2 separate regions of the Homo sapiens genome follow, and region 2 is linked to region 1. Evidence: read pairs that join two places in POLR2A ChIA-PET (ENCODE). Cell type or tissue: MCF 10A. All regions are shown on one strand. Links, peaks and the distances in the headings refer to the core of each region. The heading gives the core; the rest is flanking DNA.

Evidence for each region. Peaks named below come from ENCODE experiments on the same cell type or tissue, not always from the same donor. Only the 100,000 strongest peaks of a DNase experiment are listed, where the experiment ranks them.
Region 2: POLR2A ChIA-PET joins it to region 1 with 5 read pairs; 6 of 35 experiments call an interaction of 5 or more read pairs at or near these places.

What each region holds. Positions count from the first base shown.
Region 1 is chr4:26,286,314-26,292,249 of GRCh38, reverse strand. It overlaps LOC105374542 (a long non-coding RNA gene), which reads left to right. Exons shown (of 2, transcript XR_925508.3): 2 at 3,801-4,097. It also overlaps a transcript of RBPJ not described here. Among named protein-coding and RNA genes, the nearest start is that of RBPJ, 32 kb to the left of the region's middle. RefSeq lists a silencer at 3,336-3,385 and an enhancer at 3,556-3,605. In MCF 10A, for the core only: no CTCF peak of the experiment used is centred there; a DNase peak (open chromatin) is centred at 2,659.
Region 2 is chr4:26,085,625-26,091,560 of GRCh38, reverse strand. The region is part of intron 2 of LINC02357 (long intergenic non-protein coding RNA 2357); the gene reads right to left. Among named protein-coding and RNA genes, the nearest start is that of LINC02357, 18 kb to the right of the region's middle. RefSeq lists an enhancer at 2,762-2,871. In MCF 10A, for the core only: no CTCF peak of the experiment used is centred there; DNase peaks (open chromatin) are centred at 2,900 and 3,590.

The DNA of each region.
Region 1 (5,936 bases), core at 474-5,473:
AGGTTGCCAGGGGCTGAGGAGTAGGGAAAATGGAAAGATGTTGGTCAAAATGTACAAACTTTCAGTTATAAGATGAGTAAGTTCTGGAGACTAAATATAAAGCATGGTGGCAATAATTGCCAATACTGTATTGCACACTTGAAATCTGCTAAGACATTAGATCTTAAATATTTTCACCACACATTAAAAAAAGTAAAAGTGTGACGTGAGGGATGTGTTAACTAACTTGATTGTGGTAATCATTTCACAATATGTACATATATCAAATCGTCACATTGTACACGTTAAACTTGTATGGTTTTATTTGTCAAGTATACCTCAATAAAACTGGAAAAAATAAAAATATATGTAAAACCTTAAAAAACAAACTGAAGGGCTGGACGCAGTGACTCACACCTATAATCCCAGACCTTTGGGAGGCCGAGGCAGGTGGATCAACGGAGGTCAGGAGTTCAAGACCAGCCTGGCCAACATGGTGAAACCCTGTCTCTATTAAAATACAAAAATTAACCAGGCATGGCAGCGCATGCCTGTAATCCCAGTTACTCAGGAGGCTGAGGCAGGAGAATCACTTGAACCCAGGAGGCGGAGGTTGCAGTGAGCAGGGACTGTGCCACTGCACTCTGGCCTGGGCGACAGAGCGAGACTCCATCTCAAAAAAAAAAAAAAGTCATTCATACCTGCTTGTCTTGTCACTCATTTCCTTTGCTTAGAAGGACCTTCCCCACCTTTTCTTATTAGTGAGTATTTATTCTACAACTCCCCAGAATAGATTTCCCACATGACAATTTGATGTCTTGATTTTCTGCCCTTGCTCTGAAGCTTGTACAATTGTTAAGACTGTTCTTGGACTCTAAATGACAACTTTGTGATAACATCCTTCAGTACTTTCCCAAATTTTGAAGTTTTCTCTATGCCATGAAAATTAATATTTGTATTTCTGTTGGATGCAAAAAGTTATACTGAACAATATCCTGTTGTGAATAGACCTCAATGATGCAGATGTTAACCCATAACCCAGAAGAGAATCTTAATATACTAGTCATTCCAACAAGTGGCTTCTCCCCCTACTCGCCTCTTTCTCTGGACTCTGGATTGTTCCACAAAGATTAACACTCATTTTCTCTGCTTTTTTTCCATGCACATTAATTTTGTCTTTCTGCAACACTTCTGAAGCAGGTATTATAGAAATATGGGTAATAAACAGAGAGCAAAGCCTTCTAAGTGAATACCTATTTGCTCACAGCCAGTAAACAGCATTCAAGGGGAATGCTTTCTATTTTTTAAAATGAAGGATTATTTACTTTAGCATATCTGCTTTCTTAGAGGAAGACCAGCTGGTTTAAGAAATAAATAAAGGCTATTAATCTTTATGTATTTCATTTACGATTCTCTTCTCGAAGGAGGAGACCCATTAATAGAAACCTTTATAAGTACTGTAATATTAAATAAAAGTGCACTAAGTTATCTACTTTTAGAGGAATATTTAGGGTGTAATTTTCAGCCAACTGGAGAGAACCTAACAAAACTCGAGTGCTTAAAAGAAGGCATGTTATCGCTGAAGTTAAACTTGATTTCTTTTATGGCAGAACTGGACAGCTGCTCACACCTGCCTTAACTTTTCTTTTTTCTTCAGCCTAAAGTTATCTATTCCAGGATTCTATGTCATATGGTATAAAGCTTTGGTTTCAATCAGTCACTAACATAGAAGCTTGGATATATTTGGAATTCCTTTTGGGGGAAAAAATTGGCCAAAGCTTTTGATAGCTTTGCTTCTCACACCCAGGCCAAACTGGGCTGGCTCTCTACTGGGACAAGAATGCATATTGGCATCTCATCCTTAAAGCCACAGAGTCACAGCATATTGGTCCAAAAAGGGTTATTACAGCTCATGCGGTCTAACTTTTTTTACTTTTTTTTTTTTTTTTTTTTAGACAGGGTCTCGTTCTGTGGTGCAATCATAGCTCACTGCAGCCTCAAACTCCTGAGCTCAAGTGAACCTCCTGTCACAGTCTTCCAAGTAGCTAGGACTACAGGCATGTACCACCATGCCCAGCTAAGTTTTTTAAGTCACATGTAGAGATGGGAGGTGGGGTCTCGCTGTTTTGCCTAGGCTGGTTTCGAACTCCTGGCCTCAAGCAACCCTCCCACCATGTCCTCCCAAAGTCCTGGGATTTCAGACATGAGTCACCATGCCCAGCCTAACTTATTTATTTTATATTTTTCTTTAACTTTATATTGGCATTCCTTGCTCTCTTTTAGCAAAGTCCTTAATTAATTGACAATATAGAATATTTATATTACAGGTAGGTACCTGTTACAAGATGCCAAGACAAATTAACAAGATTTAGCAGGTCATTCAAGCACTCTCACAACTCTGATACTTGAGAGACAGTCCACCAGACAGATCAACCTTCAATTCCTGTATATTCTCCAAGTTCTATGCCTTAATTTGGTAAAGACATTAGAGAGAAAGGTACCTGGGCCACCTTTCCTCAGCTTCTTCCTCAAATATATTAACCAACTTACAGGTGAGGTGTGTCCTCTGTTTACATTCAGGGTTAATATGAGTACATCTTTTGCAAGCGTGTGATTGAAGATACTGACCACAATGTTAAGCGGTATTAACTCTACACAACTCCACGTGATAAAGTCCTTCTTGAATTTAGCTTCAGGCAATGATAGCATGCATGCTCACTCTTGTCAGAAAGTGAAATCTCTGCAGCCTATCACGCTTCTCTTTTCACCTCTGCTGCCAGAAAGATCTGAACCAAATTTATTGCCAAGTGTTGTAATATGATCATTTCTGGTGCCTAGAATTATTTACTCCTTTTTCTTTTTCTTTTTTTTTTTTTTTTTTTTTTTGAGACCAAGTCTCACTCTGTCGCTGAGGCTGGAGTGCAGTGGTTTGACCTGCATACCACTCTCAGGTTCAAGTGGTTCTCCCACCTCAGCCTCCCAAGTAGCTGGGATCACAGGCACCTGCCACTGTGCCCAGCTAATTTTTGTATTTTTAGTAGAGATGGGGTTTCACTATGTTGGCCAGGCTGGTCTTGAACTCCTGACCTCTAGTGATCTGTCCACCTCGGCCTCCCAAAGTGCTGGGATTACAGGCATGAGCCACCAGGCCCAGCCCTACTCCTCTTTCTTTCTTAAACATTTTATTTGTAAACTGCTTCAAGTAATTTTGGAAGTATGTAAGTTAAACATAAAAAAATTTAATAAAATAGGTAAAAACAATTGGTAGGAAGTAAGGAATAGTCAATCTTCCTAATGAAACTTTTCTGTGCAAAGGCCTTCATGCCAAGTTTCTCATTTGAAGGATGGTGAAAAGGCCTTATGCTTTGTGCTGGGCTTAATCCCCAGCTATACAACTTACTTGTTAAATAACTGTACAAAAGTGACCTCGCTTCCATTTCCTCATTTTTAAGTGGGGATATTAATGCTGTTGTTCCACTGGGGGGTTGTGACAACCCAATGAGAAAACATGGGGAAATACTTTCTAAACAGTGAGTCACTCTAGAAATGTTGGTTGTTATAACTTCCCTGTCTTGCAGGGCTGAGCCACTCTAGTTTAAAGAATACGTGTTTGTGAGGGCTTTTAAAATAAACTCACAAATAAATTTGCAAGTTCTTTGATACTCCTTTCAAGAAGTGGAGCCTAATTCTTCTCTCCTAGGGTGTGGTCTGTAGTCAGTAACTGAGTTTTAGCGAATTCAATGTGGCAGCAGTGACAATGTGCAACCCGTGAGAATAAGTCATTACATGCATTGTGGCTTCCTCCTTGCTCTTGCTCTTAGATCACTCATTGCAGAAGAAGCCAACTGCCATGCCAGAGGGGCACTCAAACAGCTCTGCAAGGAAGTCCCTGTGATAAGCAACTGAAGACTCTGCCATCGGCCATGAGAGCGCCACCTTGGAAACAGATTCTTCAGCCTTAGTCAAATTTTCAGAAGACTGTATGTCCAGCCAACTTCTTGACTACAATCCCTTTATAGATCCCAAGCTAGAACCTCCCAGCTAAGCCACTCCTGGATTCCTGACCCTGAGAAACTCTGTGAGAGAATAAATGTTTATTCTTGCCTTAAGCTCCTAAATTTGGAGGTAATTTGTTACTCAGTGATATGTAATTAAAAATGTCTGTAGTTATCTACCCATCCTTTTGGAGAGCACTACTGAGGACTAATATCAGACTTTATACTCTTCCCAGATGTTATCATTGAAGGATATTCAAGTACTCAAATATCTTAGGATCATTGAGTGGGAAATCACCTCAGAGTCATGTGCAGTTTCCTCATTTTGCAGATGCAAATGCAGAGAAGCAGAGAGAGTTCAATGAGATGCTCAAAGACATTTAAATAAATGACAAAATTAGGCCTAGACCCTTCCCTGGTCTTCTTCTATTGGAGTTCTTCTTTCTCCTTCTTTCTCTTTCCCTCCCTCCCTCCCTTCCTTCCTTCCATCTTGCCTGCCTGCCTGCGTTCTTCTGTCCTGCCTTCCTGCCTTCCTCCCTCCCTTTCTCGTTTTCTTCTTTCTTTCTCTTTCTTTTCTTCCCTCCTTTCCTTCCTTTCCTTTCTTTTCTTTTCTTCTCTTTTCTTCTCTTCTCTGCTCCTCCCCTCCCCTCCCCTCCCCTCCCCTCCCCTCCCCTCCCCTCCCCTCTCCTCTCCTGTCCTTTCCTTTCCTTTCCTTTCCTTTCCGAGGCAAGGTCTCACTTTGTCAGCCAAGCTGGACTGCAGCAGCATGATTACAACTTACTGTAGCCTCCATCTCCCTGACTCAAGCGATCTTCCCACTCGAGCCTTCTGAGTAACTGGGACTACAGGAGCATGCCACCATGTCTGGCTAATTGTTATTATATTTTTTACTTTTTTTGCTAGAGATGGGGTCTCGCTATGCTGCCCAGGCTGGTCTCAAACTCCTGGCTTCAAGTGATTCTCTTACCTTGGCCTCTTAAAGTGCTGGGATTACAGGCACGAACCACTGTGCCCAATCTTTTCTCTCTTTCTTCTTTTTCCAATGACCTAAAATACTCCTTTATTTTTGAGCACAGATCTCAGAACAGTGACATGGTTTAAAATCAATACTCTCTTTTTACCGTAGCATGCTAGCTCTTTCCTTTGTCTTTTTCACCTGAAAATGTGCCAACCTAAAGCTTTTAGTTTAGGCCAGGTGCGGCGGCTCACGCCTGTAATCCCAGCACTTTGGGAGGCCGAGGTGGGCGGATCACCTGAGGTGAGGAGTTCGAGACCAGCCTGGACAACATGGAGAAACCCCGTCTATATGAAAAATACAAAAATTAGCCAGGCGTGGTGGTGCATCCCCGTGATCCCAGCTACTTGGGAAGCTGAAGCAGGAGAATGGCTTGAACCCAGGAGGCGGAGGCTGCAGTGAACAGAGATAGTGGCCACTGCACTCCAGCCTGGGTGACGGAGGGAGGCTCCGACCAAAAAAAAAAAAAAAAGAGGTTTTACTTTACAACATCATTTTACAAAAGAAAGGGTGCCCCTCAGATAAAGAAATTGCACATAATTAATATATATTGACATGAACACCTGCTGTTTGTAAGATGCTGTATGGAATCAAAAAATTTAAGCCTAAATTCTGGTCCTGAAGTTCCCCCAATCTGGTAAGAATGGGATGTTCTATGTGCAGTCAGAACAATGAATTATAGGATATTGAAGGACAGAGAGATCACATGTGAGATTCAAAGCTTTAAGCCAAGAGCTTAAAGTACATGAATTATTTTGTTTGTCTCTTTTTTTTTTTTTTTTTTTTTTGAGGCAGGGTCTCGGTTTTTCATACAGGCTGGAGTGCAGTGGTGCGACCACAGCTCACGAGAGCCTTGATTTCTTTGGCTCATGTGATCCTTCAGCCTCCTAAGTAGCTGGGACCACAGGTGCTCACCACCACGCATCTGGCTAATTTTTTATTTTTAA
Region 2 (5,936 bases), core at 676-5,675, 200 kb after region 1:
ATACTGAACCAATCTAAATGCCCATCAGCCAACAAGTGGATAAAGAAAATGTGGTATATATACCATGGAACACTACTCAGCCATAAAAAGAGATGAAATAATGGATTTTGCAGCAACTTGGATGGAGCTGGAGGCCATTGTTCTAAGTGAAGTAACTCAGGAATGGAAAACCAAATTCTCACTTACAAGTGGGAGCTAAGTTGTGAGGACGCAAAGGCATAAGAATGATATAAAGAACTTTGGGGACTCCGGGTGAAGGGTGGGAGCGGGGTGAGGGACAAATGACTATGTATTAGGTACAGTGTAAACTGCTTGGATGAAGGGCACACCAAAATCTCAGAATCACCATTAAAAAACTTATCCATGTAACCAAAAGCCATTTGCACCCAAAAACTATTGAGATAAACATTTTTAAAAATTTAAGCAGTAAGTATAATAATAATTTGAAAAGATCTGGAAGTCTTTGATCCACGCGGAATAGCGTATAAACTCTTTTTTTCAGAAAGCTGTTTGTCAGCAAACATCGTTATGTCCCCTTCCAATGTTATCAAGAACCTAAAACATGTAAGATGCACATAGTTTCAAATAAAATCAATAAACAATGAAAAGAAAGCGTTTGTTTCTGCTCCTTGTGAGTGATTTTCCATGGCTGTTAGCTCTTCCCTCTGGAATCTTGACTTCTCCTTCTAAATTGCCCTTCCTCTCCTATAAGAAATGCCCTGTGTTTGTAGCCTGCTTCTTTCATTAGGAAGTCTAGGGTCCTGGGACCTCTTTTTATTTTCCACTATCTTTCCCTTTGAGTTAAAGCGATATAATTCCTTTAAAAAATGTTGTGGGCTTCCTGTGTATCAAATTATAATCCATACCTAAGACAAAAGAATATCTGTAAGTCTCTTTGAGACAGAACCCTCAAGTCAGTGTGTGGTGAGGCAAAACATTTATAATTCTCAGAAGTGCTACTGTCTGATTAGGAGGGTCTAGAAAATCCCTTTAGCTATTTGTCTAATTGGGAGGTCCATGAGGCATCACTTTAAATCTTGCTGATATTTCAACAAAGGTTCTCACAACCATAGCCCTGATCTGTTCTTTACCTGGAAGCTATGTTTTCTTGGATTTGATTTTTGTCCTTTGGTCATTTCTTACTTTGGGAATCATTTGTTTTCCAGATAATCTGTGAATATAAAATTGTTTAAAAAGATTCCCATCAAGCAAGCCTTGCCTTGGAAATATTGCCTCTAAATTCTGCTTGAAAACCAATCAGTTCTTTCTTAAGCTCATCTCACTCCTCCCTACTTAAAAAAAAAGCTGCCATTCTGCTTGGAAATCTTCTTAGCCAGATACACACATTTATAGGTGTTCTTTCTATCTTTCCTGTCACTGTGGGCAACATTTCACCAATTATTCTGCCAATCCATAACCATGTCCCTGTTAAATTAAATTTGGCCTTAAGCGTCCTCCACACTTTGAATCCTATTGCAACCTAACTTAAGAGTATATTCTTGTAACAAATAGCTGAGTCTCAGCCAACCACGGCAGCCAAGCTTTCGTTAATTGCAGGCTGCCAGCTCCCTGTAACGTCCTTGAGAAAAGAAATCACATCCTAAGAGAAGCTATGTTATAGTGATATAAAGCCCATAATCTGGAGGCGTAGTGTCTGCATTGACATCTCATCTCTACTGTTTACTATCTGGATAATTCCAGGAAGGCTACATAGCCATTTGGTGCCTTGTTTCTGCATCCATAACATAGGCATAATACTAACAGGTAAGTACCTTACAGGTGTGTTATGAAGATTAAATGAGTTAATACATCTATTTTAAATAAGCAGTATCTGGTACCTGGAAGGAGGATAGGAAACACAAGTTATTCTTATTAACGATGATGATTTATTCAGTACCTAGTGCTTAATAAATACAGATGCTCCTGATACTAATAGGTAAGTACCTTAAAGGTGTGTTATGAAGATTAAATGAGTTAATATATATATTTTAAATGAACAGTGTCTGGTATCTAGAAGGAGGATAGGAAATGAGCTATTCTTAATGTTAACGATGATTTTATATTCAGCACCTAATGCTTGATAAATACAGATGCTCCTCAACTTACTATGGGGTTTCTTCCTGATAAACCCATCATAAACTGAAAATATCATACACTAAAAATGCATTTAATCCACCTAACCTACTGAAGCTCATAGCTTAGCCTAGCCTGCCTTAAACATGCTCAGAACACTTACAATGGCCTATAGTTGGTCAAGCTCATCTAACACAAAGCCTATTTTATCATAAAGTGTGGGAAAGCTTGGCGATTTATTGAACAGTGTACTGAAAGTGAAAAACAATATTGTATAAGTACTCCCAAGTATAGTTTCTACTGATTATGTATCATTTTGGCACCACCAAAATTAAAATATCAGAAGTGAACCATTGTGAGCCTGGGACTATCTATGGTTGTTGGCTTGAATTCCTTCTTTTTTCTTTTTAACTCTAAAGTGCAACCTTCCATTTTTTCACCAAGTCCCACAATTTTCTGTTTAAGTCACAGATTGTCTTGAACATTTGAATGGTGGGATTTCCACCCCCCACACCTGCTCCACCCACCCCCATTCCCTCTGACCTGGGGACAGCTGAAGAAGTAGATGACATCCAAAGATACACTTCTATTTGCCATCTCTGCACTGGGGAATGTCTCCTTGGCTGACTCAAAGGTTCTTCCCCAGCACCAGCCAAATGGAGATATAATATCAGTCAGTTGCTACTACTTCCTCATCTGCCCACATCCTGAGCAAAACAGGGGAATTCTTCACATACCCAGAGGAGTCCCTAAGGTAAATAGTCAAATTTCAATGCCTAATTGCCAACTATGATTCAAAGATAATGTAGCAATGAAAAAGCATGTGAGTCCCTTGCCATAAAAACAGCTCTTCAGAGGAAGGGAGTGTCCCCTAAGAGCCACAACTAGCCAAGAACCAGAAATAGCGAGTTTGTTTCTTAGCTATGTCTCTAGTTTCCTGTATAAAAATAAAATGAAGTGAATCATGTTTGCTCCCTAATCCCCACCAGCCTGGCTGCGCCAGGTGTCGGGACGTTTTCCTACAGCCCTATTCTGAGAACCTCTTCCTAAGATCTCCTGTGAGAGCCCAAAAGGAGAAGACTGGCTCCTAGAGCTCCTCATGGGAGCGCAGCATCTGAAAGGATGCCATCAGTCTAAATGGCCTGCTCCTTTTTCTTGGTACTTTAGAAAATATGTCTCTTTATACAATGCCAACAAAATGATTTGGTTATTTAAAAAATACAATATAATAAGATTAAAACACTTCCCTACAATGATAACCTATATCAAAACAAAAGCAAACACAAGAAGTAATACGCCTTCTCTTCATCACATAGAATCACAGGGTTTCATACAGATTCAGCCAGGAACAGCCTGAGATTACTTTAATGCAGTGCTTCTCAGTGAGGGTATTATAATAAGTTGAGGCTTTCTGGCTCCTTCTCAGGACCAGTAATGCTCGGCTCCCCTGCCTTCCTATCCCCAGGTATTGCAACAGTCAGATAGACTTCCACAAATTTCCAAACACCATCCCACATCCCCTGTCTCTGGGCACAGTACCACAATCCTTGCTCGCACTTGCCCCATTTGAATATCCTGCACTGAGAAAAGTTAAGCAAGGCCAGGCGCGGTGGCTCATGCCTGTAATCCCAGCACTTTGTGAGGCCGAGGCGGGCAGATCATTTGAGGCCAAGAGTTCGAGACCAGCCTGGCCAACATGGCAAAAACCCCATCTCTACTAAAAATACAGAAAAATTAGCTGGGTGTGGTGGTGCATGCCTGTAATCCCAGCTACTCAGGAGGCTGAGGCATGAGAATCATTTGAGCCTGGGAGGCAGAGGTTGCAGTGAGCTGAGATCACACCACTGTACTCCAGGATGTACTCCATCCTCGATGACAGAGTGAGACTGTCAACATTTTGTTCTCCATTTTCCAATGAGGAAACTGAGGCCAGAGTAATTAAGCAGTTTTGTCAAAGCTCACATCATCAAGTAATTGAACTGCAATTTCAAAGTCATTCTTATCTCAGTATGTTGTGCTGCCTCTTATAACCCCAGATGGTGCCAGGACAAGCACAGATGTGGGTTTTAATTTAAAACATTTATCGAGAGACTTCATGAAGTCTTAGGAATCACTTAGGAATGCCGTCGTGGTCAAGTGACCAGTTAATGAAGGGGCTCCCCACACTGACGAGGAAACCACCAATGGGTTGAGATAGTCCCAAGTGAAACTGTCCTGCACCGATTATTTCCCTAGCAGCATCCATGGCTAGCAGCATTCCCTAGCAGCATTCCCACGAGGGATCTTAGTGGCCAAGCAATAGTGTTTCTGCATCTCTGGAAAAGTCCACTCTGACTTTCAGCCAGAAAATAATTGTCTATGTTCATAAATTGGCAAAATACATTTCTTGCTACAATAAACAGGACTGCATCTCAGCAGGGGGTGGGGGAGCCTTTGGATAACTCTCCCTAAAGCTCCCTGCATCTTTTTGTATTTTCTGTCATCCCTGCAACTCACATAAACATTGTCCAGACCTCAGAGATATGACATTAGCTGGTTCTTTTTTAGTTGATTAGCTCTTCTGATATATTAGTAGATTATCAAAAGCAGTTTCAGTATGTCATAAAATCTGTTTGGTATTAAGTTGTACATGATGTGTTTTTCTCCATCTAGCTAAATAGTTTCCTTCAAATCTGGACCAGATGAGCACCCTGGGACTTGCATGAGCTCATGTGTGTATCTGCGTGGAATGCAGTACGTTGGGTCCCATTGGATGTGTGAGCATGTGTTTGGCCCCAGTGGAAATATCCTTAGGCACCGATGCCTCAGTTAGGGAAAAGATAAAGGCACAAGCTCAGATAACACATCTGCAAAATGTTAACGTCCTGGTGGTGCTCTCTATTCGAGCCACTTTTCCGGTTCTGTTTGATGGCTAGTTTAGGCAAATTGTGACGAGCATGAAATTGCCTTGATTCAGCAGCCCCTTGGGACGGGCATCTCATCCCTGCTCCCGCTCACTGTGCCTCTTGCTGCCGCAGGCTCACTGAGGCTCCATAGCTGGCTCCTGCTCATTCATTCAACAGGTCTCTTTTGAGCACCTATGATGTGCTAGGCACAGTGGAAAGAGGAGACTAAGAGCAGCCCTTGTTTCTGAGATATGGAGGAGGGTATAGAAATGTGAACCGACAATTGTGTTACAGCAGGATAAATATATCTACTGGAGCAGAAGAAGGGTCCAGACTAGTCCTGGGGAGAAGTGTGGCTCAAGAAAGCCTTCCTGGAAGGTCTACCCAGGAGCAGAGAGTTGAAGAAAACCCAAGAATGAGAGCTGGCGCTGGCCAGCTGTAAATAAGAGAGAGGTACCCCTTCTGGCCAGGAGCAGTCTCCTGCAGGCCATGCAGGTTGGCAGGCCCAGTGTGAGCTGTATTTAGTCTCTCCTCGTCCTCTCAAGTAGTGCCCTTGAGAAGTCAGCAACCTGCACAACCTTCCATGGGATCCTGGGATTATCCATGCCTTTTAGTTTCCTAGGGCTGCTTAACAAATTATCACCTACTGGGTGGCTTAAAACAACAAAACTTTATTCTCTCATAGTTCTGGAGGCCAGAAGTCCAAAATTAAGGTGTTGGCAAGTCCATGCTCCCTCTGCGGGCTCTAGGAGAGAATCCTTCCTTGCCTCTTCCGGCTTCCAGTGATTCCTCTGGGCAATTCTTGGTTTCAGGTTGCACTGCATTGCTCCAATCTCTGCCTCTGTCTTCACAGGACTGTCTGCTCTGTGTCAAATCTCCCTCTGCCTTTCTCTTATAAAGACACATGTCATGGGATTGGGGGCCCACTCAGGTAATCCAGGACGATCTCATCTTGGGATCTTTAAGTTGCTTGCATCT